Regions from separate parts of the Homo sapiens genome. Here region 1 is linked to region 2. A link is an interaction called in ENCODE POLR2A ChIA-PET data of the cell type or tissue named here. Cell type or tissue: A673. All regions are shown on one strand. Each heading gives the region's core, and the rest is flanking DNA. Links, peaks and the distances in the headings are about the cores only.

Region 1 (7,553 bases), core at 1,905-5,904, 120 kb before region 2:
AGCTGTACCATCAGGCTGGCTTATTTTTATTGAATTTTGAATATCCAATTTCAAAGCAATTCAAATGAATTTGCCCAAGGCCTCGCATCAGCGTGGCTGCCGACACTCTCTGCAGCAGGGTTTCGAAGTTCATATTTCTAAACAAAGGCAAGATTACAGAAGCTTTCCTTGTCAGAACCAGTGCCTCTAAAGAACCCTGTCTTCCAACTCTATTAGGCTGCATGCTGACAGTAGCAAAAGCTGTTGGGCTAATCCAAGTCCCTCCTGCCCGAGCTGTGGTGGCCAAGCAAACTTCTTCCATTGCTTAGAGAACGACAGGGGAGTGGGGTGTGGGGTGTTTAATAGCCTGGCACACGCACCCTTGCCTAGATAGCGCAGGCGAGATGGACATGGAACACTGCAGTGTGGCTTCGAGCGGGGCAGAATGGGCAGGCGTGAGAGACACGGCTGCCCCTGAGTCCCCAATCTCAGAGGGGTAAAAAAACCATTTGGACAATCAGGAACGATTCTAAAGTTGTTCTGTAACCACTGTTCTCTGCCTCCTCCCGTTAAGATGGGAAATAAAAAGAAACACTATACATGCTTTTGTATAACTAAGCTGAGTTTGGTACAATGCTCCATTTCATGGAGTGTTTCTACCGGTTTCCAAAAAATCTGCTTTCCTTCACCCCCACTATTTTATTCTAATCCTGCAACACTCATGCTTGGCAGGCACTTATTGTAAATGCACAAAGCAAAACTTAACCCGAGTGGTAGAAGGCTGAAGAGTTGTGGCGAAAAATGGGCCCCAGAGAAAAAGCCGGATGCAGCGCCTCATGGCCAAGGGTGGCTAGACAATGAAAACATAACCTGCTCTGATTTCTTTCAGTAGGATTTGGGAGACAGTTAGGGCTTGGCACTCGTTGAAAACTGTTTTTAAGAAGCCTTGGGACAAAACCAATTCAATAACTATTGATGTTCACAATCTGTCAACTTCTCCCCTAGGGGTTAAAAAAAGACCCTCAGAGCAGAGAGCAAATTGGGATGTGGAGACTCTCGGAGTGATACCAGAGAGAAAACTCCAGAGGAGCGGAGCTCCCGGCTGCTCTTCTCTGCGCTGCATCCCCAGCCCCCGGCACGGTGCCTGCTCATGCATGGTGCTTAATGAATATTTGGAATGAATGGATGAGTAAATGAATAAACAAAGGTCATCTTTATTTATACCACCAGGAGTACAATATTGATTTTAAAATGAGAAAGATTCCTAAAATGATCACTTAATTGTTATATCACACTAGACAATCTCTAGGTCTCAGTGTTCCCATCTGCAAAATGCAGTTGATGACAGTATCTTGTGATGTAGGATTGTTTAGACAATTAGATGAGAAGATGAACAGAAAGGGCCTGTTACCACTTAGGAGGGGGTAGATCTCACCCCTTCCCTTTCTTTTTTGAAATTGGATAGGTCACAACTCTGTTCCTAATCATTTCTGTTACTTTTGCAGCATTCAGTGGAATCTGCCTTTAAAATAGAAAAAAAAAAAAAAAAGATTTCAAATATGTAGGACAGTCTGTTTCTTAAAAAATCTTATGGTCCTTTGAAAATGATTGTTTGACCTGCTGAGTGCAGCCAGTGTTGGGGTCTCTTATGAAACTTGAGTGTGCACTGTAACAGGGGGAGCCATGGTTTTTCTTGAGTGTGAGTTCTGTAGATTCAGATACAGAGTAAAGACATGAAAACCAAAACGTGGAATAAATATTCAGATACAGAGTAAAGATATGAAAAACAAAACGTGGATACCAGGATAAAGCAAAAACTCCAAACACGCAAGGAAAGGAAGGCTGTGGGTTTCAAGAACCCAGTGACTTGAGGAACCTCGGGGAGCTGGGTGGATGCCTCGAGAAACCAGAGGTAAGAACAGCCACCATGGGTCACTCCACTTTGGTGTGCAACCCAATCAGTTTTAAATCATTTGCTCCTTTAAGCAAATACTGCTGCTGGTTAGTTATCCAGTACATGTTTTTAATTACAAGCTGAAAAAGTCATTCTGTAGCCCTGAAACCAGTGCCCTCATGCCTAAGAAGTGCTTTTTAATATTTATACATCTAAAGAGGGTTTGCCCTTCCAGACATAGAAAATCATTAGGAAGCATTCTCAGGAGGATATAACTTTGGTCAAGGTCATGCACAAATCTAAACTTCAAATTTAAGCCAAGGCTTACCAGTAGGTGCCACTTTTGTGCCACAAACGATTCCTAGCCTGCTCCTGACTTTCTAGGTTATCAATTTTTAAATAGAGGAAAGGAACAAAAATATGCTTGTGAGACAATTCTGAGCATATAAAAGTTGAAGAAACTTTTCTTTTTTTTCCTCGTTCCTTGGCACATCTATTTAATAGAGCTTTTTTGATTTCACTTTTTTCTTCCAGCACAGCAGATGAACGGGTGAACCAAGGAAACTGCACTCAAAGAAATGTCTTGTAACGGCTCTAACTTTGGTTTGGCATGTCACCTTTCTAACGATATCAGGCAGAGGAAATATTCCGTCAAAGCTGTGAGTGTGGAAGGAAACAGCCTGGAAGGGGTCCAAAGACACACTGTATCTTAGCAACTTTGGAGGTTCAGAAAAGCCAACATATCAGTTTGGGAAGCCGGCGGGTGGAGGTTCCACCCTACCCAACCACGAATCACTGAAAGACACTCCCCAAGGTGAAGACGCAACCGTCTTCAAGATCTGCCACCTAAGCTGCTGAAAAATCAAATGGCTCTCAGTGAGCAGGGAATGATACTCTCATGAAAACAAGATAAAATGACGACGTCAAAAACCCAAAACAGGAAACAATCATAACCAGGTGAAGTCAAACACAGAATGACTGAAAAATGCCTTGCAGGAGCATGTTGGGCCAATTAAAAATGTTAAACAAGCACAAAATTAACTTCCACAAGAAGCAAAGGACAGCAGGAATGTGGGTACTGTCTATTCCAAGACCTTCGCTTGAGGTCTAAGGGTCTGGGTTTTGGAGAATCCTTCTTTCTTATCTCTGGAGAATGGGCGAACTCTAAATATCCACTAAAGAAGTCTCGGGTGTCACCTTGTAGCCCCTAACCTTGTCTTTTGTAGCAAAGTGGCAAGTATATATTTGGGTCGGGGGAGGTCTAAATGAACTTGACTGATATTGACCTACATCCTCGACATTCTCTTCCCAATTTGATGCTGATTGTAAATCCTAACAATCTAAACCCTGGCCCCTCTAAGCACAATTCTGAAGCCCAGTGTGGATCCTAACCCTCAGAGAACATGGTATATAATTGCCATATAGGTAGAAATCCATTCCCTGCTCTAAAGCCCAACTAAGGTTATCTGTAGTTCCACTGTTCCTTGCTCTTAGGCAATTAAGTCATCACATAGGTGAAACATGTCATTTCAATGGAAGAGAAGAAGTGGGTGCTTTTAAAGCCTTTTCTTTCCTCTAAGGACTTATTGTCCTTAAAACATCATTCAGTGGCAATTAAAAATAGGAAAGTTTATTAAACCCAATTCTGCTGTCTTCTAATTTTTTCATTACATGCATGAAAATAACTTAGGAAGTGCATCTTTTGTCCCAGAAACTCCAGCATCATCTAGCCCAGCTGACATCCACTGAAATTGCAGCTGATTATTCATTGTACATTATAGGAACAGGAAACTTTCTTTTACCCTCTACCCCTTTTTCCCAGGGGCTGGCTCCAGGTTACTCTGTCCAGTATCGAGCAAAAGGCTGATCAATGGACTGAATTATGCCTGATGTCTCCTTTCCCCTCCCACCAGATTCAGTCAATGATCAAACCAGGACATTCAACCTCTATGATGTCTCCCTCATGTCTCCTCTCCTCTCTGCCTGCCCTGCCATTGTTCTTGTTTTATTCACAGTCTCCTCTTTCTGGGCTTTGGAATGGCCTCCTTGGCTCTCATCTAGTTTTCACCCCATCACTTCATTCTGCATGGGGCTGCCAGACGGCTCCATGCCCTCTTCCACTCAGAATTGTTGGCGGGTTTTGAGTCACTTAAGAATCAAATCCAAATACACATTCTTATGGCATGAAAGGCTTGTTGTCATGCTGTCCTTCTCCCCAATACCTTTTCCATCAATACCCTAGATCCTTGTATACTTTTTGCTCCAGTGTTAATGATACGTGGCATTCTACTCACCATGATTTCCCAGGCTTTAATCACTGCACTTGGTGTTCTTATTCCTGAAAGGTATTTCTCCCCTCTTTCCCTTCTGCCAAAATCCTATGCACCCTTCTAGCTACATATCAAATGCCATCTCCCCTCTAAAGTACTCTCTGATACCAACAGACAGACGACTCCTTTTCTTCTCCCCGTGCTCACTTCCATGCTAGCACAGGCGTGGTCTCCTTGGTCTTGTGTTATAAGTGATAGTGTGCACATCTATTTTCTCTGTGTGTGATGGAGATCTCCTCGGGGACAGGGACCTCAGTCACCCATTTCTGCATCACTAAGGTCTTAGAGAGAAGGAAGTTTTTAGTGAATGCTTGCTGAATTAATGAATAAAGGACAAAGTCTGTCCTTAGGAGGCACCCCAGAATCAACCCAAGTATAAGAATGTGTCTTAAAATTAAAATATTGATGTAGGGAATCTCTCACCTAAAAAGTCATCAGTTTCCAGGCTAGCTCTATTTTCTGAATTCATTTACCCTCTCCTCTCTCCTCCCTCCTATCCTATTCCTTCCTGGGACTTCCTGGGCAGGAGTCTGAATAAAACTGTCCCCCTCCACCCCAGGTGGTCGACAAGTCAATATCTGCAGTTACTCCAGCTCAAAATTGTCATCAACAAAAGAGACCCAAGAAGAGAGTGAAATGCAATCCTTTTCTCCCCCTAAAGCTCATTTCCCTGGAAATACTTATTTCCTTATGAAAAAAAAAGAAAGAGGAAAAAAAAAAAAGAGCTCACAACACCATGTTAAAGCAAATGCTTAGAAAATATTTTTGAAACATTTGGAAGTAATTTCTATTCACAAATTATCTCCATTCACAAAATGAAAAGGCAAATTATGTAAGCTGGATAAATTCAGAGAGAGAAAAAAATCAGACTTAATGTGGAGAGGAGAAGAGGAATAGGGAGAAAGGGAAAGAGAGAAAGATTAGTGATTCTTGCATTGCTATAGTAAGGAGAATTTTTAAAACAATTAACACGTATGAACCTATGAACCCCACAACCAACTCCGAGATGCTGGTAGGCAGTTAATTTCTCCATTTTGCCAGAAGATAAAGTTTAAGCTTAAACAAAGACAGCTCTTCTGTTGCCCAACAGTGGAAGTGCAGAGGCCGGAAAGTACGAGGTGTAGAAGAGGGAGCTATGAGAAAGAGCAGATGGGAAGATGGGGACGGAACAGAAGAAAGCTATTATGTCAAGAAGAAAGTGACGGGAGAAGGGGGGCCTGAAGAGTCAAATGACATCAACGATGAAGGGCAAAAATGGCATAAAGATCGATGAAGTCAGTCTCTATTTTGTACTCCTGACATATGAAACCTCTTTCTCAAATAGCCACAACTGAAAAAACAGTTGGGATAATTATTGAGCCAATGAAGCCCCTTTATTCTCAGGAAGGTGACCCACATTGACCAAGAGATGCCAATCCTAGGCTAAGTGCAAGAAAATGGGCCTTGAGCATCCCAACGGGGCAGCCTGCTTTCCTTGTAATACTTCTTTCTTTCCCCAGTACAAATTAAATAGCCACAGATGTTATTCAAAGGTGATCTGCTAGCCACACACTGTAAGAGACTGACCAGCCACACCCAGAGTGGGGAAAGTTCACCACACAAACAGTGCCAAATAAAGTGAGCAAAGGACATTTGTGGAACTCAGGTCACTTCTCAATGGTCTGTCACGAAGAGCTCCATGCAAACGAGTTGGCCAATCTAAAAATAATAGCCATTGTCTTATTACATGTCACAACACTTTATAATTTTCCTCTTGTTTATTCTTAATAACTCTGCAAAGGTGAACATTATTATCCTCATGCTGCTGCTCTAAAATGATAATCTGAAACTTAGGGAGGTTTAAGTGATATCCAAATTCAAACCTGGGTCTGAACAGATCTGAAGCCCACATGCTTTCTACCCCTGTCCCCTGCTTCTAACATCAATCATCAATTGTCTCTACTTCCTTTTACTTTGGTGAAATGATGAGTGGTCCCTCTAGCTGACTCAGTACAAAGGAAGTGAAGAAATCTTGAGGGGCAAGAGAGGCTGCTAACTGGTCAGTGCAGATCATAAGGACCAGAGCAGGGTGCCTTCTAGGAGATGAAGCCCATTGCAAGGTTGAGTCCCATCCTGGGTGGCTCAGTGTGGTGATCCTATGAGGTCAACTCTAATCTCTTCTAACAATCATTGAGCACTTTGTACCATGCACTTTGCAAAAAGCTGTGCATACAACATCTAATATAATCTTTGCAATGACTCTTGGAGATGGGTGCATTTATTATTACCATTTTATAGATGACAAAACTATTTCAGAGAGGTGAAGTAACTTGCTCAGAGTCATGCAGTCAGTAAGTGGAAGAGTGGGGATTCCAGCGCCATTCTATCCGATTTCAGAGGTTTTGCTGTTAGCTACCAAGCAAGCTACCTCCTTCACCTCCCACTGAGAAGGTGCTTGGGGATTATGATTTCACTGCTCATACGAGGTCAAGGCCAAGAGGCAGTAGACGTGGTTTCTGAGTGCCAGCTCCACAGAACCTACGTTAACATGGGTGTTGGAATTCGGCAGGTCTGACTTTGAAGCCACTCTTGCTCTTCACTAATTGTTTTACTCTTAGCAAGTTATTTGATTTATGCTTCAGTTTCTGCATCTATAAAGTGGGAATAAAATGAAGATAATGAATGCTCCTTGAAATGTTGCAGGAACTCACTATGAAGCTGCTGCTTTCAGGAAGAAAAAATATATACCGTTTGTCAGATAAAATAATGGAATGATAGTAAGACAGAGTTGAAGGGCGTTGGGGACTCCCCATGGGAGGTGATGGAGCATTATGGTTCAGTGCACGGGTGTTTCATTAGGGCAGTTCCTATCTGTACAACCTTGGACAAGCTACTTAACATCCGTAAGCCTCAGTGTCCTCATCTGTGAAATGGAGATAAAAAGAGTACAATCCCATAGGGTTGTTGTGAGGGTTAAATGTGTTGATGCAGGGAAAGCCTAGTGACCAGCATAGAGTGAGTGTTGCATAAATGTTATGATGGAGGAACCAAGGCTCTGGAAAGGTGCATGCTTGTCCCTGGTTGCAGCTCAGGTTAACAGTGCAGAAGGAGGGGAATATAGGCCTCTTGATTTCAAGTTTGTGCCGCTTCTCTCCAGCGGTGCAACCTTGGGCAAGTTACTGAAACTTTCTAAGACTTGGTTTTCCCATCTGCCAAATGGGGACAATTCTTCTTACGGAGAGAATTAAACGAGGGATTCAAGGAAAGCCCTCAACTTGAAGCATCATTAATGCTCACCATGTGTTAGCTACTATCATTCTGCCTTCCCTTCTGATCTGAAGGAGAGGTTTTTTTATCCTCAGGAATGAGGA
Region 2 (7,553 bases), core at 1,293-5,292:
AGTCCTAAGCAATGCTATAGCAAAGGGCTCTTCAATGACAAACCCAGATCAGCAGGAGGTAGGGGGAAGTCATGTCTTCTGTGTGCAAATCTCTTGCCTCTCCAATCACTTTGCCCACCACGAAGGGGCTGGAGTTCATGCTGCTTCCAATGTTTAAGGTAGTACCCGGTGCCCAGCAGATGCAAAAAAAAAAAAAAAAAAAACAATTTACTACGGATTACCCAACTGAAATTCCCAGGCTCATAAACTTAGTTCTCTGTTTCGTTCTCTCCATACCATCCTACCTATATCTACCTACTTAGCTATCAATCTATATATCTATATATCTGTATATCTTTCTTCTAAAATAAGGACCCTTTGACAAACCTGAGGCAGCCCTCACAAATGAGGCAAAGACTGTGGGTGCCAATGAGACTATGGCTGGAATATCCCATTACTGGGAAAAATGCGGTTTCTCTTCCTTCATTTCATTTAGATTTTAAAGGTAATTGTGACCTGGCAGGCAGATAAGTCTGTATTCAACATCTCCTGACAGGGATCATTGTAAATAGCATCCTTTATTCTCCAGGGTGTATAGCAAGAAAGGAAGATGATGAATACAAGCTGGAATGGGGTTTATAAATCTTTTTAAGACCTGATTTTTTCCTACTTTTTCTAAGCATCTGTGTTACAACCAGCTCTTTAGCTAATATTGTTTTTGTGCCAAAAAGAAAAGTTTACCAGGGCTGTCTTGATTGTGAGCACTTTATAATTACAAGAGAAGGACAAGTCTCTGAATTCTGAGCAGGAGGGAAAAAAAAAAGGTACCAGTTCAGCTAATGGCACAAATGAGACTTAAGAGCCAAATGAAAGAGTAGAAATAGTGCGGGTCCTCATTGCTTGCTAAATTGGAGGAAAAATCCTACAAAGCTAAACTAAACCAGCTCATCAGTCAGCCCTTACTCATATTCTAAAAGTGTGGATTAATCAGGAAGCGAGGGGAGAATGGAACAGGGCTTCTGCCTCCCATTCTTTGATGCGTGATAGAATGATGAGCCTCACATTATAAGCCTTTCTGCCATCGTAGACCAACCGAGTTAAGCTCATTTCGGGTGGTTATAAAGATTCATGCAGCAATTATTTAGAGGCTTGCACATGCACTCTTTAATCAGGCTGGGGAAACGCACATGCTAGCTATTTTCTGGACGTTTTAGCAACGAGGAAAAAGCAAGCGTGATTCTAAAGGCAATTCCTCTCTAACAGCTTTCGGAGTTTCCACTTCCCAGCTTCTATCCTGGCACTCTTTGAGGTGACTAAGAGAACCATCTGTAAAAATATCCATAAAGGTATTGCGAGGTTGATAATGGCACCTGCTTTGCTTCCCATCTTTGACTCTTTTACCAGAGTTATCATAAATGGAGTGACCTTTCCCTCTTTGCTGTTCCAGGACTTCTTCCTATGTCTCCGTGCTTTTTAATAAGGGCACATTTCCACCTTTGTATTGGATTTTAGATTGTAAATGTTTTATTTCTCTTCCTAGAGGACAGATTCAGTGTTTCAATCCTCTTTGTACCGCCCTCATCAGCCAGTAGGGTTGCAAAGTTATTTATGAAAGGAATGCATGCCTGAAGAATGGTTGGAAGCCACATGTCTCAACCATGAGTTCTCTTAAACATTGCTCTGACTTTTGTGTATAATCCACGGAAGGCAGACAAGGGCCTTCACAGCCAGATTCCAGCCTCAATCCAGTCATTCCCCTCTGCTAACCTAAATCTGGACACATCTGTGTGCTAGTCTTTCCTTTAGCTATTCAAGCTTTCCCCAAAGGCCCCATGTTTTCTCGTCTCTCCAAGCCTTTGCACTTGCTGCTGGCATTTCCTAAAATCCTCCACCCCAGCTGACTACTGATCATGATTAGGATGCCAATCAGGTGCCATCTCTGTGGGAAGGCTTTCCCCAGTCCCAGCTCTAGCCCAGGTGGGGAGGGCCGCGATGTGCCATGCTGGCACTGGGTCGACATCTATCAGACTGCCTGACCTGCTGACTCACAACCATCTGTTTGCTTTTGTTCTTCTTAAAGCTTCATCCACCTCATGCTGCCATTAACTAGACTAAAGTACCCTTAAGGCCAAGTACCTGGTCTTAGTTATCTCAGATTTCCTGTATGTTGCATAACGTCTATAACAGTAGATGCTCAATAAACATTTGTGGAATTGAAATGAATTGTTGAGCTCCCTGTTATCTAGTTCTCTGCATTAACAAAGGCAGTATAAACTAATTGAAAAAGTCTTCAGCTTCTTAAGCTTCTAATAACATTATTGCAAAGATCATTAAACAGGAATCGCAGGGCTTTAAGTCAATGGTTCTCAAAATGTGGGCCCCAGGCCAGAGAAACAGGCATCACCTGGGAGCCTGCTAGAAATGCAAATTTTTGGATCCCAACTCAGACATAGTGAATTAAATAAATCTGGCATAGGGTCCAGGAGTTTGTATTTTATAAGCTTTGTATGTATTTGAGAGTGAGAACCTCTGTTTTAATTAATTAGAAGTAATATTTTGCGAAGTAGTACATAGCAGTGAGAAGATCAAAGCCATTGGAATCAAGCAGCAATGGTTCAAATCGTAGCTGCTGTGCTTGATTTGATGGTTACATGCATTTGGTCAAGTTAGCTAAACTCTGTGAGGCTCATTTCCTTCATTAATGAAAGGACGAGAACCAAAGCAAGTGACAAACTTAAAATGCCTAGTACAGTGCCTAGGGCACAGAAAATGCTCAGCAGATGGTGGTTCCTACTTTATTGTTTCCCAAAATGTATGCCATCAAAGATTAGTCTCAAAAGTACTCTGAGAAAGAAGAAGGAAGGAGAGGAGGAAGAGGAGAAGAGGAGGAGGGGGAGAGGAAGAGGAGGAGGGAGAGGAGGAGGAAAAATGCTCTCTGGTCAAATAACTTTGAGAAGTAAAGCCTCTATTCTAATAGAAAGTCTCAGTTCACATAAACATGTTAAAGGCCCTGAGAAGTTTTACGACTCTGTTTTTCTTAAGCTTTGTTTAATTCAGTCTTTTCTAAGTTTTCCGTCCTCCCTGCCTCCCTCCCTCCCTCCCTCCCTTCCTTCCTTCCTTCCCTCCTTCCTTCCTTCCTTCCTTCCTTCCTTCCTTCCTTCCTTCCTTCCTTCCTTCCTTCCTTCCTTCCTTCTTTCCAGGGTGAGTAGAAGAGGCAACCTCTTAGCTTCTAGTAAGTTACGAGAATAAAACAAAAGAAACATTTTCACCTTTGTTTTGAGTTTTTGGTTGTTTGCTTTTTAATTGGAGTTTGGGAAGAAGAAAAACCTCAGTAATTTTTAAGTTAAATATACAATAGTAACATTAAATATTTGCAAAATATGCACAATAATTTGTCAACCATCCAACAGATATTTATGGAGTGCATACTAAGTGCAGGGCACTGTTGGGTGTTGAGGATACTGAAAGGGAGGAGGGGAACAAATTTGGATGGGGCAGGGGTATCCAAGGAATGATATTTGAGTATAGTGAATGACCATACCAGCCATGGAAAGATAGGGGGAAAGATTCTGGGCAGATGGAACAGGAAGTACAAGGCTGTCAGAGGAAAGAGTTTGGATGTTTCCAAAGAATGCAAAGAAGTCTAGTCACAGAGTGGGGAGAGAAAAGGAGAATGGAAGGAGCTGAAGTTATGAATGTTAGCCTGTGGCCAAATCACATCACACTAGCCACAATAAACGATCTGGGTTTTATTCTAAGGGCAATGAAAAAACATTTTATTAAACGTGCTGGTTTGGCCTGATTGTTAGGTATGAGAACCTTGCCCTATACTCTGTATCTTCACTGGTAATACCCAGAAACTTCAAAGACCAAAAGAGGGAAGTATTTTTTCTCCATTCATCATCTATCCATCCATCCATCCATCCATCCATCATCTGTGATTTTTGATGTGCCAGGAATGGTGCTTACTGGGTAACAAAGATACAAAGATAAATAAGAAAGCTTCTGCCCTCAAGGAATTGATCGTCTATTAAACTTCTTGAACTGTGAAAGAGGTTTGGTAGATGCATAAATGATTATGCTGCCGCATTGGACTACCTTGCTATATTTTTCTAGGACTCATTATTCATAATGGGACTGTATCTTTGGATGGAAAAACGACTGCAGTATTTTTATTACTGACTACATAAAATGCATGATTTTACCGTATTCAAGAGCACGTTAGGCATAATTGCTTGGATCTTAAATTTGTATGAAGCGCAGGAACTAGGGTAATAAGAAATCAAGGCTGACACACCAAACTTAGTTCCTCTGTCACCCATAAGACCTAATCTTGCTTAAGGGTGCATCCCATACTTGAATGATTGTCCTACTATGTAGTTTTAAAAGCGTTTGGAAATTATCTCTTCTTTATTTCATTAAGCAACATTCTTTCTCCCTCTAACACGTTCTTGAAATGCCTCTTACTAAAAAAAAAAAAACAACAAAAAAACCTTTTTTGTTTGTTTCCTGTGGCAACGGAAAAAAAGAAAATACAAGAAAATACTAGCAACGAAGCATATGCCAAGGTAATTTAAGAGTTGTGATAAGCCAAAAGGAAAAGATAAACAGCCCCCAGAAACTCACAGAGTTAAAGAGGTTGTTCCTTTTTAAAGAAGTCTAATTGGACACAGCAGGGGTCTTGATACGTGCGCCTCGTTGTTTTATGAGAGGAATTTTCTACTACAATATAGGAAGTTAAAGTCTGCTCAACTTGTCTGACGCTGATTTGCTCACATCTGTCATCCAACCTTGAACTGGTCTGACCAATTTTGGAGGGAGTAAGACCATGGAAATATGCATATTTAAACCCAGAACATGAAGGATGTGAATTGTTTTTAATGGTCTACCAACTCTTTGGCCTGAATAGCTATGGAGTTACCATCCTGTCTGAAATTTCCCTTATTTATCACAGACAGGAATTTCTGAGCAGCCCAAACCCAGTTACTTACAGGAGGTGCCGATGAAGAATAAAAAGACCTCAGGACAAGAAGAAACCTAGCCAAAAGGTAATACTCTCCCTCCACATTGCCGCCAGCAAAATCTCAGAGTTAATGTCAGTCATAATGAGTTAATCAGGACAAAGGTTCTGAGTTCTGTGGGGAAGAGTGCTGATTCCACTGTTCATGTGGGATGTTATTGCTATTAATAAACAATCATGATAACTTGCATGTCCACTTCTCATTGTGCAATGGAGAGGTATTTTTTTCCACACATTATCTTGAAGTATAATTATCTCTGTGTTATAAATGGTGAAACTAAAACACAGAGAAGTTAATTAAAGAACTTGCCCAGGGTAACAATAGTCCAAATGGGGAAGGGAATAAGGCATAGACTTTGGAGCTCTTAAGAGAGGGTTTTTGCAGAACTATAATCGAGGCAAAATGAGGGCATGGGCTTCCAACTTTTCCCCAAGCCTACTAAGTACACACTTTTCAAGCTGCTTTGCTAAGCTTGACCTCTGAAACTTATGTGGTTTTGAAAATGGAAACACTCCTATCCCTAAGCAGCTGCACAGTGGATTCTGGATGGCATATGCCATGCCATTCTGTGTAAGCTCTCCCCTCATGATCTATGCTTTGCTATACACCTTGACAATGAAGAGTGCTACATTTTTGGTTCTCCACCCAAGAGAGGAAAACCACTCCTCTGCCTAGAGGCCCTGTTAAAGTTTGGTTGCATTGTAACATGGGAATGTTTCTTAGAAGACTGACCTAATTTGATTCAGGTTGTGCAAAACTTACTACTCTAGGCCTGCATATGAGTTGGGCACATATCTTCCATGTATTTATAAGGAACTGTATTTGACTTATAAGAACCTATGTGCTACAGATCATCCATTCTGGAAAATAATTTTTTCAAGTTTAATTTTCCTGGAATTAGAAGCTTTATGAATAATGTGTACGTTTAATGTAGCACTTCTCTTTTCTTCTCATGAAATGTTGTAATTCAGTCCATAATGTGCTTACAATGCTATATTACAATCAAGAATATGTTATATCACAAGCTCCTTTCAAGTACTTGCAGCATCTGACAACAGAATACAATAAAATATAAATAGAGTTTGCTTAGCATAGGAAATTTCACTTTGTAAAAGTTGGAATCTTTTCCAAAGCAAGCTACAACTCAATCAAGTCCAGGAAGTCTCTGGGTTATTCTGGAAAAGAGGATCTCATGCTGAGCCTGTGCTGCTGTGAGGAAGTGGGCAAGTCAAGGCCAGCAAGGTCTCAGAACTCATCAGTGTCAAACAGAATGCCAGAAGGAAGCCAAGGACCTGGCTCAGATGCGATGATAGATCTTCAGACCCAGGCAATGCCCAGCACCTGTGACATGGTGGACACATGATAGGTGTTTAATCAAAATATGCTGACAGTCCACAGCTTCTGAGTACCAACCTCAGAGCCAGAGGTGAGGTGATCTCCCATGCTGTATACTCCCGTGTCAAACATAAAAACAGTAACAAAAACTTGAGTTTGAATTCTGCTTGTAACTCCCTTAGCACTGATCTTAGTGGGTCAGCATAAGCCCCAGCTATGTAATAAGGATATTGGGTCCAGGATCCCTAAAACTCACCTGACCTTTTCATGGCCCACTTAAGCTTTCCTTCCTCCTAATTGTATGTACTTGTTAAGAAGTCCAGCTAGGAAAGCACTGAAATGAAGAGTAATTGTAATCAGGAGGCTGAGGCAGGAGAATCACTTCAACTGGGAAGGCTGAGGCTGCAGTGAGTGGAGGTTGCACCACTGCACTCCAGCCTGTGTGACAGAGGGAGACTCTGTCTCAAACAAAGAAACAAACAAAAAAGAGAGTAATTGTGCAAAGGAACCACAAAATTTGTCTATTAGCAGTTACAACTGTACTTGGTAAACAAATACATCATTGAGAGTAGAGGTTAGAGGTACCTATCTATCTATATATCTTCATGTAACACAAAATAAGTAAACAACCTATTTTTTTTAAATACATGTGAATAGGTAGACCAAGTCCTACAAAACATAGAGTACATTAAGAAAATTTAAAAAGACCTTGATAGTGGAAAGTTTGAGATCATTAGACTAAATATGGTCCACCAGTAAGTCACTTGAAATTTTTATCCCTCAAATGGATTATCTGTTAAGTAGAGATAATAATACCTTCTACATCTTCCTCACCAGATGGTTGTAGTGGGGATTTAAATAGGTAATACACATGATAGTGTTTCCTAAAAGTAAAGATGGTGTGCCAACATGGAGATGGAGATTATTGTTAATGACATTAGCAGTGGTAACATCATCATCATTATCATTATCATCATCATTGATGCCAACAAGCTAGATAACTGAGATTGAAGATACAAATGCTACAAAGGCCATGCAAATCTCATACATGAATAAATTAAAAGATCATGCCTGATCTCAAACGGGCAGTCTCTACTGGACTCTAGTGATTTGTGGCCATGACATAATGCAGGTAGGTATTACTAGGCATGTTATTATTTCAGGAAGGATAGAATTATGAATGTTTATGTACGTCTCTTGGTTTTTCAACATTGTCAC

What was found. Peaks named below come from ENCODE experiments on the same cell type or tissue, not always from the same donor. Only the 100,000 strongest peaks of a DNase experiment are listed, where the experiment ranks them.
Region 1: POLR2A ChIA-PET joins it to region 2 with 7 read pairs; 1 of 35 experiments calls an interaction of 5 or more read pairs at or near these places.

What each region holds. Positions count from the first base shown.
Region 1 is chr5:168,015,751-168,023,303 of GRCh38, reverse strand. All of the region lies in intron 7 of TENM2 (teneurin transmembrane protein 2), which reads right to left. Among named protein-coding and RNA genes, the nearest start is that of TENM2-AS3, 66 kb to the right of the region's middle. In A673, for the core only: a CTCF peak has its summit at 2,198 (motif pointing right); no DNase peak of the experiment used is centred there; H3K27ac peaks cover 922 bases.
Region 2 is chr5:167,890,541-167,898,093 of GRCh38, reverse strand. The region is part of intron 5 of TENM2 (teneurin transmembrane protein 2); the gene reads right to left. Among named protein-coding and RNA genes, the nearest start is that of TENM2-AS3, 59 kb to the left of the region's middle. In A673, for the core only: a CTCF peak has its summit at 1,553; DNase peaks (open chromatin) are centred at 2,333, 2,953, 3,523, 4,673 and 1 weaker place; H3K27ac peaks cover 3,898 bases.